3 separate regions of the Homo sapiens genome follow, and all the other regions are linked to region 2. The links are chromatin contacts, found by Hi-C or POLR2A ChIA-PET in ENCODE. All regions are on one chromosome and are shown on one strand. Each heading gives the region's core, a stretch centred on a gene start or an enhancer-like site at or near the end of the contact. The rest is flanking DNA. Distances are from core to core; before and after follow the strand shown.

The links. A loop is a pair of places that touch in the nucleus more often than their neighbours do. ChIA-PET counts read pairs that join two places held with the same protein, here RNA polymerase II (POLR2A). Pooled maps may share reads with other maps.
Region 1: a map of naive thymus-derived CD4-positive, alpha-beta T cell shows a loop between it and region 2 (26-fold over the local background). The contact joins the promoter of CTPS1 here to the promoter of PPCS in region 2. A Hi-C loop is called at or near these places in 1 of 168 maps with a recorded cell type or tissue (naive thymus-derived CD4-positive, alpha-beta T cell), 1 of 37 single-sample maps with no recorded cell type and 7 of 50 pooled maps.
Region 3: a map of B cell shows a loop between it and region 2 (7-fold over the local background). The contact joins the promoter of KDM4A here to the promoter of PPCS in region 2. A Hi-C loop is called at or near these places in 4 of 168 maps with a recorded cell type or tissue (B cell, ascending aorta and naive thymus-derived CD4-positive, alpha-beta T cell) and 12 of 50 pooled maps. POLR2A ChIA-PET finds 5 or more read pairs at or near these places in 1 of 52 experiments (T-cell).

Annotation. Positions count from the first base shown.
Region 1 is chr1:40,978,033-40,981,224 of GRCh38, reverse strand. CTPS1 (CTP synthase 1) reads right to left here and starts at 1,529. Exons shown (of 19, transcript NM_001905.4): 1 at 1,396-1,529. RefSeq lists an enhancer at 531-580 and silencers at 781-920, 991-1,280, 1,551-1,740.
Region 2 is chr1:42,454,918-42,458,066 of GRCh38, reverse strand. PPCS (phosphopantothenoylcysteine synthetase) reads right to left here and starts at 1,524. Exons shown (of 3, transcript NM_024664.4): 1 at 994-1,524; 2 at 717-820. The coding sequence starts at 1,501. It overlaps ZMYND12 (zinc finger MYND-type containing 12), which reads left to right and starts at 2,045. Exons shown (of 8, transcript NM_032257.5): 1 at 2,045-2,179. The coding sequence starts at 2,070. It also overlaps a transcript of CCDC30 not described here. RefSeq lists enhancers at 1,174-1,293, 1,384-1,453, 1,694-1,923.
Region 3 is chr1:43,648,548-43,652,002 of GRCh38, reverse strand. KDM4A (lysine demethylase 4A) reads right to left here and starts at 1,854. Exons shown (of 22, transcript NM_014663.3): 1 at 1,751-1,854. RefSeq lists a silencer at 1,968-2,087.

The sequences.
Region 1 (3,192 bases), core at 280-2,779, 1.5 Mb after region 2:
AGCTACTGTGCTTGGGGACTGCAAACATTAATCAGATTTGGGCCCATATCTCAACTTTCTGGCAGTCCAGTTGGAGAGATGAAACATTAACAAATAAATGAGTAATTCAGTGACGGTGGAAGCAGACAGAAAACATGTTTAGACTATAAAGGGGGACGATGAGAGCAGACGCTTTCAGTACCATGGCCATCAGAGGAAGGTGAGACAAGTCCTGGGGGTAGTGGGCGGATCCAGGCGGCTCCTGTTTTGTAGATATGACTTGCAATGGGCCTTGAAGGACTGACTGCACGACTCAGAGCACAGGAAAGGGAACAGGGTGAACAGGCAGGTGCAGGGCAGCTACAGAGAACAGAGGTAAGGCCGTGAGGGGGAAGGCGGGGAAGCAGGGATATACAGTGGAAGATAAACTGGAAAGGTAGGCAAGGGCCAGATCATGTGCAAACTGGCATGCCCAATCTGAACTTAATCCTGAAGGTGACGGAAGGCGCAAGAAGGTTTTCCGGCACAGAAGTAACGTAAATCAAGACGCATCAGAGAAATTCAACAAAGACTGAGGGGGGAAATGCTTTTTCTTTCAATGTTATGAGATGAAGTGCCAGCCCCCATCACTAGTGTGCAGACCTCAATCATGTCACTTGAGCTGCCTGCAACGCGGGTTCTCACCTAGGGGAATGGGGGTGAGAATCTCTGCGCCGCCCGCGTCACAGGGCCGCTGAGGATTCGAAACTGTAACGAGCGTGGACGGAAGGGCGCCACGCAAACGTGGTGAGCTCTATACACCGCCAGCGCCCCGACCCCCGGCCGCCGGGAAGGGAGGAAGCCGTGAGGCCCAAAGGCCAGCCGCGGGGCCCAGGGCCGGCGAGTTCGCAGGCCCCCTCGTCCTACGGCGCGGAGCTGCCGCGCCCAGCCCCGGGCGGCTGAGCCCGCGCCGAGGCCGGAGGCCCGAGGCCCGCACTGCTTGAATGGATGGGCGACTGCCGGGCTTCCTCGCAGACGAAGAGCAAGGGCGGAGGGTGTGGGGGGGGGCGCCGCTCCACTCCCCTACGGCCTTCTCCGTCCGACGAGCCCGGCCGAGCTGATTCGGCGCGGCCCAGCGCGGCAGCGCAGGCCCCGCAGCCTCTGAAGCCGCCCCGCGCCCCGCTTGGCCCCTCTCCCCAGCGCCGCCCGGCCACGAGGCCCGCGCGCGGGAGCCGGCAGCTCGCCGGCCGGGGCGCCCGCCCCACTCCCGTTAGGCACACAGCCCATTGGGCAGGACGCCGAGTCACCTCGCCCCTGATTGGTAGGAGCGACGTCCGTCACCGCGGCGGCGGGGCTATTCGGCGCCGGGCTCAGCTCGCGCCGCTGACTCCTGCGCGGGAGAACAGATCCCCCCCGGGATCCCTGGAGTCAGCCTACCTGCGGCCGGCTTCAGATCCTCCCGTCAGCGACAGAGCTGGGCCGGCGACGCGCGCGGAGCCCCGGACAGCCAGTGAACAACCCCGACCGCATGCGCCCGGCAGTCTTTCACGGAGGCGGGCTCTAGGCTGTGCGCACGCAGAGGTTGGAGGGCGGGCCGGGCCTGGAGGGCGCGGGGCGGGGCGGGGCCTGGAGTGCGCAGGCGCGGGACAGGACCGCTGGGCCGCCTCCGCTGAACTGTGCCGCCGTAGGTTCGAGGCCGGGCGGGTGGTGGCGTGTCTGCCCCTCTGCTTCCGTCCCAGCCTGTGGCCCAAGCTTACTCTCTTGAAGGGGAGGAGGCTGTTTGGGAACTCACGCCTGGCCTATTCGTCACCTGGCCTCGCGTCCTCCCACAGCGGTCTCCTGGAGTTCTGGGCGTCGCCTTCCATCCGATGGTCTTTCACTGTGGGCTCCTGGCGGTGATGCGCCAGCGCATCTCTGCCTCCGGGCGAGGGACGGCGGCAGCGCCACCCTGGCCTCCAAGACGGAAGTGCGGAGGGTCGCGCGGCGTTGGCTCCTCGTCGGCCTCCCTCCTCCCCACACCTGCCCCGAAGGCGGCTGCTTTGGATGGACTAGGATCCCGAAAAGTACGGTTTCATCTAGCTATCGCTCCCTGAGCACCGACTGTGCCACGCACTGTGCTGGGCACCGAGGGACCCTCTCCTCGGACTAACGATGTAGGGAGGCACACTGAGCAGCTCATTACACTTTATGGTTGTTATGGGTGCTTGCTGCAGAGATGCTGGTGCCGGGGCAGTGAGTGCCCAGCGCGGGGACTGACCCAAGTCCGGTGGTGATTGGGAATTCAGGCGGGAAGCCCGCCCTGAAAAAGTAACTTTGAAGCAGAGACCTAAGTAGACGGCAAAGATGGGAAAGGGAGAGGCGGGGATAAGAAAGTGAGACATGCTTGAGCCCAACAGTTCGAGACCAACTTGGGTAACATAGCGAGACCCCGTTTCTTATAAAAATAATAATAGTAGGCCGGGCGCAGTGGCTCACACCTGTAATCCCAACATTTTGGGAGGCCGAGGCAGGCGGATCACAAGGTCAGGAGTTCAAGACCAGCCTCGCCAATATGGTGAAACCCCGTCTCTACTAAAAATACAAAAATTAGCTGGGCGTGGTGGTGGGTGCCTGTAGTCCCAGCTACTCAGGAGGCTGAGGCAGGAGAATAGCTTGAACCTGGGAGGTGGAGGTTGCAGTGAGCCAAGATTGCACCACTGCATTCCAGCCTGGGCGACAGAGCGAGACTCCTTCTCAAAGAATAAATAAATAAAATAAAAATAGTAATAATAATTTTTTTTTAAAAGTGAGGCAGAAGGAAAAGCCTGTGTACAAGCCCAAAGAGGCCGGCACAGCTGAATTGGAAGGCCAGTCTAGCCAAGTCCACAAGGGCCACAGGAAGCGAGATTAACATGAGATTAGGTTGAAGAGTTGGGTAGGGCCATACGGTGAAGAGCATTATAGACCAAGTAAAGGCTTCTCTTTCTCCTAGGGATAGTGGAAAGCTGTAGAAACTTTTGAGAGGCTTTTGACCTTCCTTTGAATAGTGAATATATGTACATGGTTATAATTTTTCCCCAAACACTACACAAGGGTATCCATGAAAAGTAAATCTCTTATTTCTGTACCCCAGTGTTCCTGTTTTGTTCTCTAGAAGCAGTCTGCCACAAGTTCTTAACTATCTTCACTGAAGGAGTTTTAAAAAAAAAGATGTGATGGGATCAGATTTGTGTTTTAGGAAAATCATTGAAGCAG
Region 2 (3,149 bases), core at 275-2,774:
CCACTGCCCACTTTCAAATTCCTACTGCCATACTCCACCTGGAATGACCTTTCCCACTTCGTACACCCTCTGCTCATTTTGTTTTGATTTTTGGTGTTTTTTTTTTTTTTTGCGACGGAGTATCGCTCTCGTCGCCCGGGCTGGAGTGCAATGGCGAGATCTCAGCTCACTGCAACCTCCGCCTCCTGGTTTCAAGCGATTCTTCTGCCTCAGCCTCCCGAGTAGCTGGGATTACAGGCGCCTGCCACCACGCCCGGCTAATTTTTGTATTTTTTTAGTAGAGACGGGGTTTCACCATGTTGGCCAGGCTGGTCTCGAACTCCTGACCTCAGGCGATCTGCCCTCCTTGGCCTCCCAAAGTGCTGGGATTACAGGCGTGAGCCACCGCGCTCGGTTCTGCTCATCTTTTAAAACCCAGTTCAATTCATCTCCTCCAAGAAGCTTCATCGACTCCCCCAGGATTCACTCGCCCCATGATCTGACTGCACTTTGTACATACCTCCACTAGAGCATTTATCACTCTGTATTGTAATTATGTCTGTGTCCAGCTCCCTCACTAGATTGTGAGGTCCATGAGGGAGGGCGGTGTCTTATTCATCTCTGTATCCCCTGTGCCTAGCGAATACAGATGCAGAAAGGCCATCTCCAGATCAAGAGGAAATTAACCCAAGATTGGTTATATGGGATTAGATCTCTGGAAGAGAAGCGCCCATCACCTGCAGTGGGCCCCCAGATGACTGGATCTTGTGTTCAGGCATTTCAGAGACAGGAACATAGAAATCTGACACAGCCGCAGCCAGGTAAAACATCGCAGAAGGGCCTGCAAAGAGAAACACAAGGTGTTAACAAATCGGCGAGGTACGATATAGGATCAGCTCCTTCTCAACTCGGGTTCCCCAGCTGAGATCCGTGGGTAAGCAGGAGGTAAGGGGATAAGTGGCTGGAAAGAAAGGCTGTGCTTCCAGGCAAAAGGGGTACTCCTAGGGCACGCACCTAGCGGATTGAGTGCCTGGGCCGCAGCCTGCAACAGATGCAAATAGTCCGCCAAAGTGGTGAACTCTACTGCCAGGAAGGTGCCTGCAGCCGCAGCCTCCTGGTAGCTCCTCAGAGCCTCAGCAAAACCCGGAAGTGCATTCTCCTCGGCCTCCAGGCTCAGCAAGCCCGAAAGGGCTGGGCCCGAAGGCCGCAGAGCGGACAGCCAAGTCTGGGGTGGGAAGCGGTGGGCATAGGGGAAGGCAGAGCGAGCGCGATACAAGAACAGGACCCCGTAGCCGGCGGCTAGGAAGGCCTCGGCCGAGGTTGCACCGCGCCGCCCGCTGCTGAAGTTGTCCAGGAAGCGCACCGGCCGCGCTTCCAGTGGGACCTTGGTGCCGCCTGACGTAACCAACACCACCCGCCGGCCCTGCGCGCCCAGCCTGGCCGCGAAGCGAGCCATAACCTCAGCCCAGCGCGCAGCACCGGGAGGCTGGGGGAACTCGGCTACCGGATCCATTTCCGCCATCTGCAGCGCAGCGGCCGGCGCCTGCGCACGTTTCGCGGCCGCCGCGCCACGCCCCTTCTCGCCTACCTGGTGTACGCGCCGCGCCGTACTGAGTGGGCGGTTCACTACCCTTCTTTTGACACTAGGTCCCGATCTCGCCAAGTCTGGAAATGCGTAGTTGTTCTGCCCCAGAGCCCAGCGAAAGTGACACTGCAACGAGGGGGATCCCCGGCTGGGTGGGCATCTGGTAGGGTCACGTTCCCTCACGTTCGTTTCCTAGCCTGGGTGAAGAACTGGCCATGTTTGACCCTTACCGGCCACTGTACGGGCCTTTCTGGACTTGGACTCCTTGGGAGTCGTTTCTCGGCCATTTGACCCGTGGGACTTGTGGGTTTTGTGCTGCTTTTTCTTTCTTTCTTCCCCTTTTCCAACTTCAGCAATACACCCAGATGTTAGTCGAGTCACGTCCCGCCGCCCTCTGCCCTTGAAATGCTGGCAAGTACGCAGCCCCGCGATCGTCACGTGACGCCGGGGTTCAGCGTATCCTTGCTGGGCAACCGTCTTAGAGACCAGCACTGCTGGCTGCACCATGAATGTGATCTACCCACTGGCAGTCCCCAAGGGGCGCAGACTCTGCTGTGAGGTGTGCGAAGCCCCAGCCGAGCGGGTGTGCGCGGCCTGCACAGTCACTTATTACTGGTAGGCCCTGAAACGTGGCACCTGGGCGCTATAACTCCCTCCCTCTCTCCCTTTCCCGGGTCTGGCTTGGGTACCTTGCGTTAGCCGTTGCCCCTGACTCTGCAAGGGACACCTCAAAACGGCTTTAAGACAGGCCCCTAAGACTCCCGTGGCCTCGTCTGTCTCATCTCCCACTTATTCGTCACTCATGTTTTCTGAAGGCGTACTCTGTGTTATGCACTATTTTAGGTGCTAAAGTTACTGGGGCAGCTCGGTAGATCAGTTCCTTCAAAGATCTAACATTCCAATGTGGGAGACAAATCAGTAAAGAAACAGGCCGGGCGCGGTGGCTCACGCCTGTAATCCCAGCACTTCGGGAGGCCGAGGCGGGCGGATCGCCTGAGGTCAGGAGTTCGAGACCAGCCTGGCCAACATGGTGAAACCCTGTCTCTACTAAAAAATACAAAAATTAGGCGGGAGTGGTGCTGGGCGCCTGTAATCCCAGCTACTCGGGAGGCTGAAGCAGAAGAATCGCTTGAACCCGGGAGGCGGAGCTCGCAGTGAGCGGAGATCGCGCCACTGCACTCCAGCTTGGGCAACGAGAGTGAGACGATAGTGAATGGGGCAGTATGTGGAAAGCTTTCCCTGTGGAAGAAACATTTGAGCTGCATTTTGAGAGGGCAGTCAGAACCTGCTGTGTACAGGAGTAGTGAAGAAGGGTAGGGCATTCCCGGCATCCGGGACTGCTAGGGCAAATGGCAAAAGAACAGAGTTTGCTAAGGGCCGAGTGGAGAACGTAGTAGTGGAGGGAGCAGTCAGTGATTTTCAAACTGCAGGCCAGGGCCCTTTAGCAGTTTATGAATAAGTCACAATCACCATTTAGAGAAAACAACAACAACAAAAAAGAGCACAGAATGAGTAGAAAGTATCAGGTTAATCCTACCTGAATTGTTTCTTAAAACTTTTGTCTTAGTGTTTTATGTGGACATGT
Region 3 (3,455 bases), core at 605-3,104, 1.2 Mb before region 2:
AATTTTAAAACCCTAAAGTGAAACTGTTCTGTTGAAACTAAGATGCAGTTTCAGCAGTACTTAATGAAATCAAGCTACAGACAAGTTCAGTTGCACTGTACCCAGAACTCAAAGGACAAAATTTAAACTGGCAATACACGGAAAACTTCATAACTGATTGGAGAAAGCAAAATAAATACTTTGTTTTTAGATGAGAACTTCAGCTAAGTGGGTGCATCCCCACAGCTCGGTAACGCAATAGACCACCTCAACTGAAAAAAGACAAAGCATATCAATGAAAATAGGCCATTCTAGAAGGAACACCAGTATGTCCTTTCCTTTACCCACCCTCCTCACTGAGGGTCCAGCAGTTCCGTACCCCCTATCTGGGGCCCAAAGGTATGGCGGTTCAGCTCCAAGACTCTCTTTGAGAGTTGGAGAGCTCAGAAAGGAGAAAAGCGCCTCCAATCCACCAGAAATCTAGTTACAGGCCTGGGAGCAGAACACGGAGCACAACTGTGTAAGGTAGGAGAGAAGGCAAATCCAGTTACCCGTATCTCCTAGGCTTCCTATCAAAAATAAGGCGTGTTTCTAAACAGGCGCTTTTCATGAACCTGGCAGAAACTTTGCATGGCAGGTATACTGTTCTCCCTGTTTTACATACCAGGAAATTTGCCCACAGCCCACTCTTAAGTGCACCTTCCACTGCTCTATACTGCTTACATACTCATCTCCACCTGGACTAAGTCCTCTGCAAGGGCAGCTCCAAGTGTGGAGAAACCCGAAGTTTATTTAATTTTGAAGACCCTCTTAAAAAGAAAAATGAATCCAAAATATCTTACTTTTGCACATTTTATAAAAACATACAATCATGTGAATACAATGTTGGGGCCCTTCCCCGGGCCTTCAAAGGGGCCCTAATGGGCTTCATCAGCCTCTGCCCCTATTCATCTTTGTATGCCTAGAACAATGCATGGCACAGAGTAGGCAATCGGTAACTGTTGAAAAACTGATTTCCTCACCCTCACCTCAATTGTTCATCCCTTCTTCAACCCTAGGATTCCCTTCCCCCAAATCTGTTCCCTGGGGAAAGCTCCCGTTTCATGACACCTTCCCTCCCAATCAGTAACAAAGCCTAGAGATTCAAGAACACCGGCTCCGAAGTCAAAACTCTGAATACAGATCCGGTCTCTGCCGTTTATTAGCTATGTGACCTTGGCTGTGTGAGCTGACTTGAGTCTCAGTTTCTCCACCTGTAAAATGGGGATCCCAACCCCCTGCCCTGCAGGGTCGCTGTGATTAGCTCAGATGATGCAAGCGAAGCACTAAGCACTAGGCCCGGTACTTACCCACTCAATAAAGCTAGCTGTTGCTAACAACCCCCTCGGACTCCCGCACCCTTCCCTCGCAGCCGCTCCCGCGAGCATCACTCCAAAGGCAGCGCACCCTGCTCCCCACCGTCCCCGAACCTCACCGCGCACAGGTTCGGCCCCTCCCGGCCCCGCCGCCTTGGCGAGTGAAGCTCGGCCGCAGGAAGAAGAAAATAAGGCCCAGATGACCCGCCCCCCTCTCCCGAGGTCCATTGGCCTTGAAGATTGGAAAGGACCAATCTCAGAACCCATTCTGGAAGCTCCTTCTCCTATTGGCCGAGAAACATGCCGATCACTCACCGCTGGAAGACCCACCCCCACCGCCCCTCCCCCACCAAAACTCACGGTCACTGCTACAGCGGCAATGATCCTCGAGAATTCCAAAACCCTATAGTTCTCACCTACAGCCCAAAGCCCCGCCAGGGCTTAGGCTCAGCTCCTGCTGTCGCCACTGGCCGATCCTACTGCTTTTCCAGCAGGCGAAGGCCGAAACTCCGCCTCCTCTAAAGTCGGCATCTGCGCAGCCGTACAGAGTCAACCAATTCAAGGGTGGCTGCAAGCCATACACCAGCCAATGAGCACGCGCCGCAGCCACCTCCCAGTCCCGACCTCAGTGTGCTCAGCCTATGAGCGCCGGCTCGGGCTGTTGCCGGGAGGAAACGCTGTACCACTAGGGACCGCGGCCAGTGAGCCTCTAGCTGGATCGCGAAGCTGGCCAATCATAGGCGGGCTCCTGGTCACCCATAACTAATCAGGGTTGAAAGAAGCTAGTACCTGGAAGTGGGCCGGTCCGGTAGATGGGTAAGGGCGGTGAGGTTACTATAGGATGTCGCTAACGAAAGGATAGGCCAAAGTTTTCTTGGGATGAGTATCCTCTTTGCCTAACGTGGAAATGTGTCGGGGCCCTTAGGGGCAGCTTCCGAGCTCAGGGAGTGCTGAAAAGATGACCGTCTTGTCCCGGTTTGTCCTGGGTGTCTCGGTTTTCAAAACAAAATCCCGTGGCCTTGGAAACCCCTCATTCGCTGTCAAGCCTGAACAGGGAAGGGAAGCTGCCCTGAGGGTCATTAGGACAGACCATGAGGGAGGCTCTCCTTAGGGTCATTAAAAAGCAATTCCTGGCCGGGCGTGGTCCCTCACGCCTGTAATCCCAGCACTTTGGGAGGCCGAGGCGGGCGGGTCACCTGAAGTCGGCAGTTTGAGACCGCCTGACCAACATGGAGAAACCCCGTCTCTACTCAAAAAAAAAATACAAAATTAGCCGGGCGTGGTGTTGCATGCCTGTAGTCCCAGCTACTCCGGAGGTTGAGGCAGGAGAATCGCTTGAACCCGGGAGGCGGAGGTTGCGGTGGGCCGAGATCGCGCCATTGCACTCCAACCTGGGCAACAAGAGTGAAACTCCGTCTAAAAAAAAAAAAAAAAAAAAAAAAGCAGTTCCTCAGTGAGCGGGGATTTGGGGGATCATTAGGAGCAGCTCTTGGGGCGGAGAGGGGGGCATCCTGGGAATCAGAAGAGGCACTTCTGGAGGGCGAGGGGGCTTCCTAGAAGTCATTAGGAGCGGTTCCTGAGGGGTAGTGAGTCGCCTTAAGGAATTCCCAGATTGTCAAGGGTAGTGGGGAAGGTCAAGTAGGAAAGTAAAATACCCACAACCAGAGTCATAAAAAAATATACAGAATTACCATGGATGAATAATGGGGTAGTGCCCTGGAAAGAGCTATATGGAGTCAGGCCTGTGTTCAAAACTAGTAACTTCTCTGAGCCTGGGAGTTCACATCAATAAAATGGAAAAAATAATGCCTTGCAAATTTTGTAAAGATGAGAGTTAATGAATGTTGGCAAAAAGAACATATTTCATAGAATGCTATGGACCAATCATGATTTATGCCTCAGGCTGGGTACATGCCTACTGAAAAAAAAATCTTTAAAAAAAATAGTTTCAAAAACAGAAATGACTGTTTCAAAAAGAATGGCCGTTGGCTACGCAGCCACAAGTCTTTCACAATAGGGGTTTTTGCCCTTACCCAGTAAGGTAATCGACAGTATTAGATAATAGATTATACTGAGTGGCTCACAAAAGTGCCGAGTCTGAAGAATCCAACTTGCAGGACA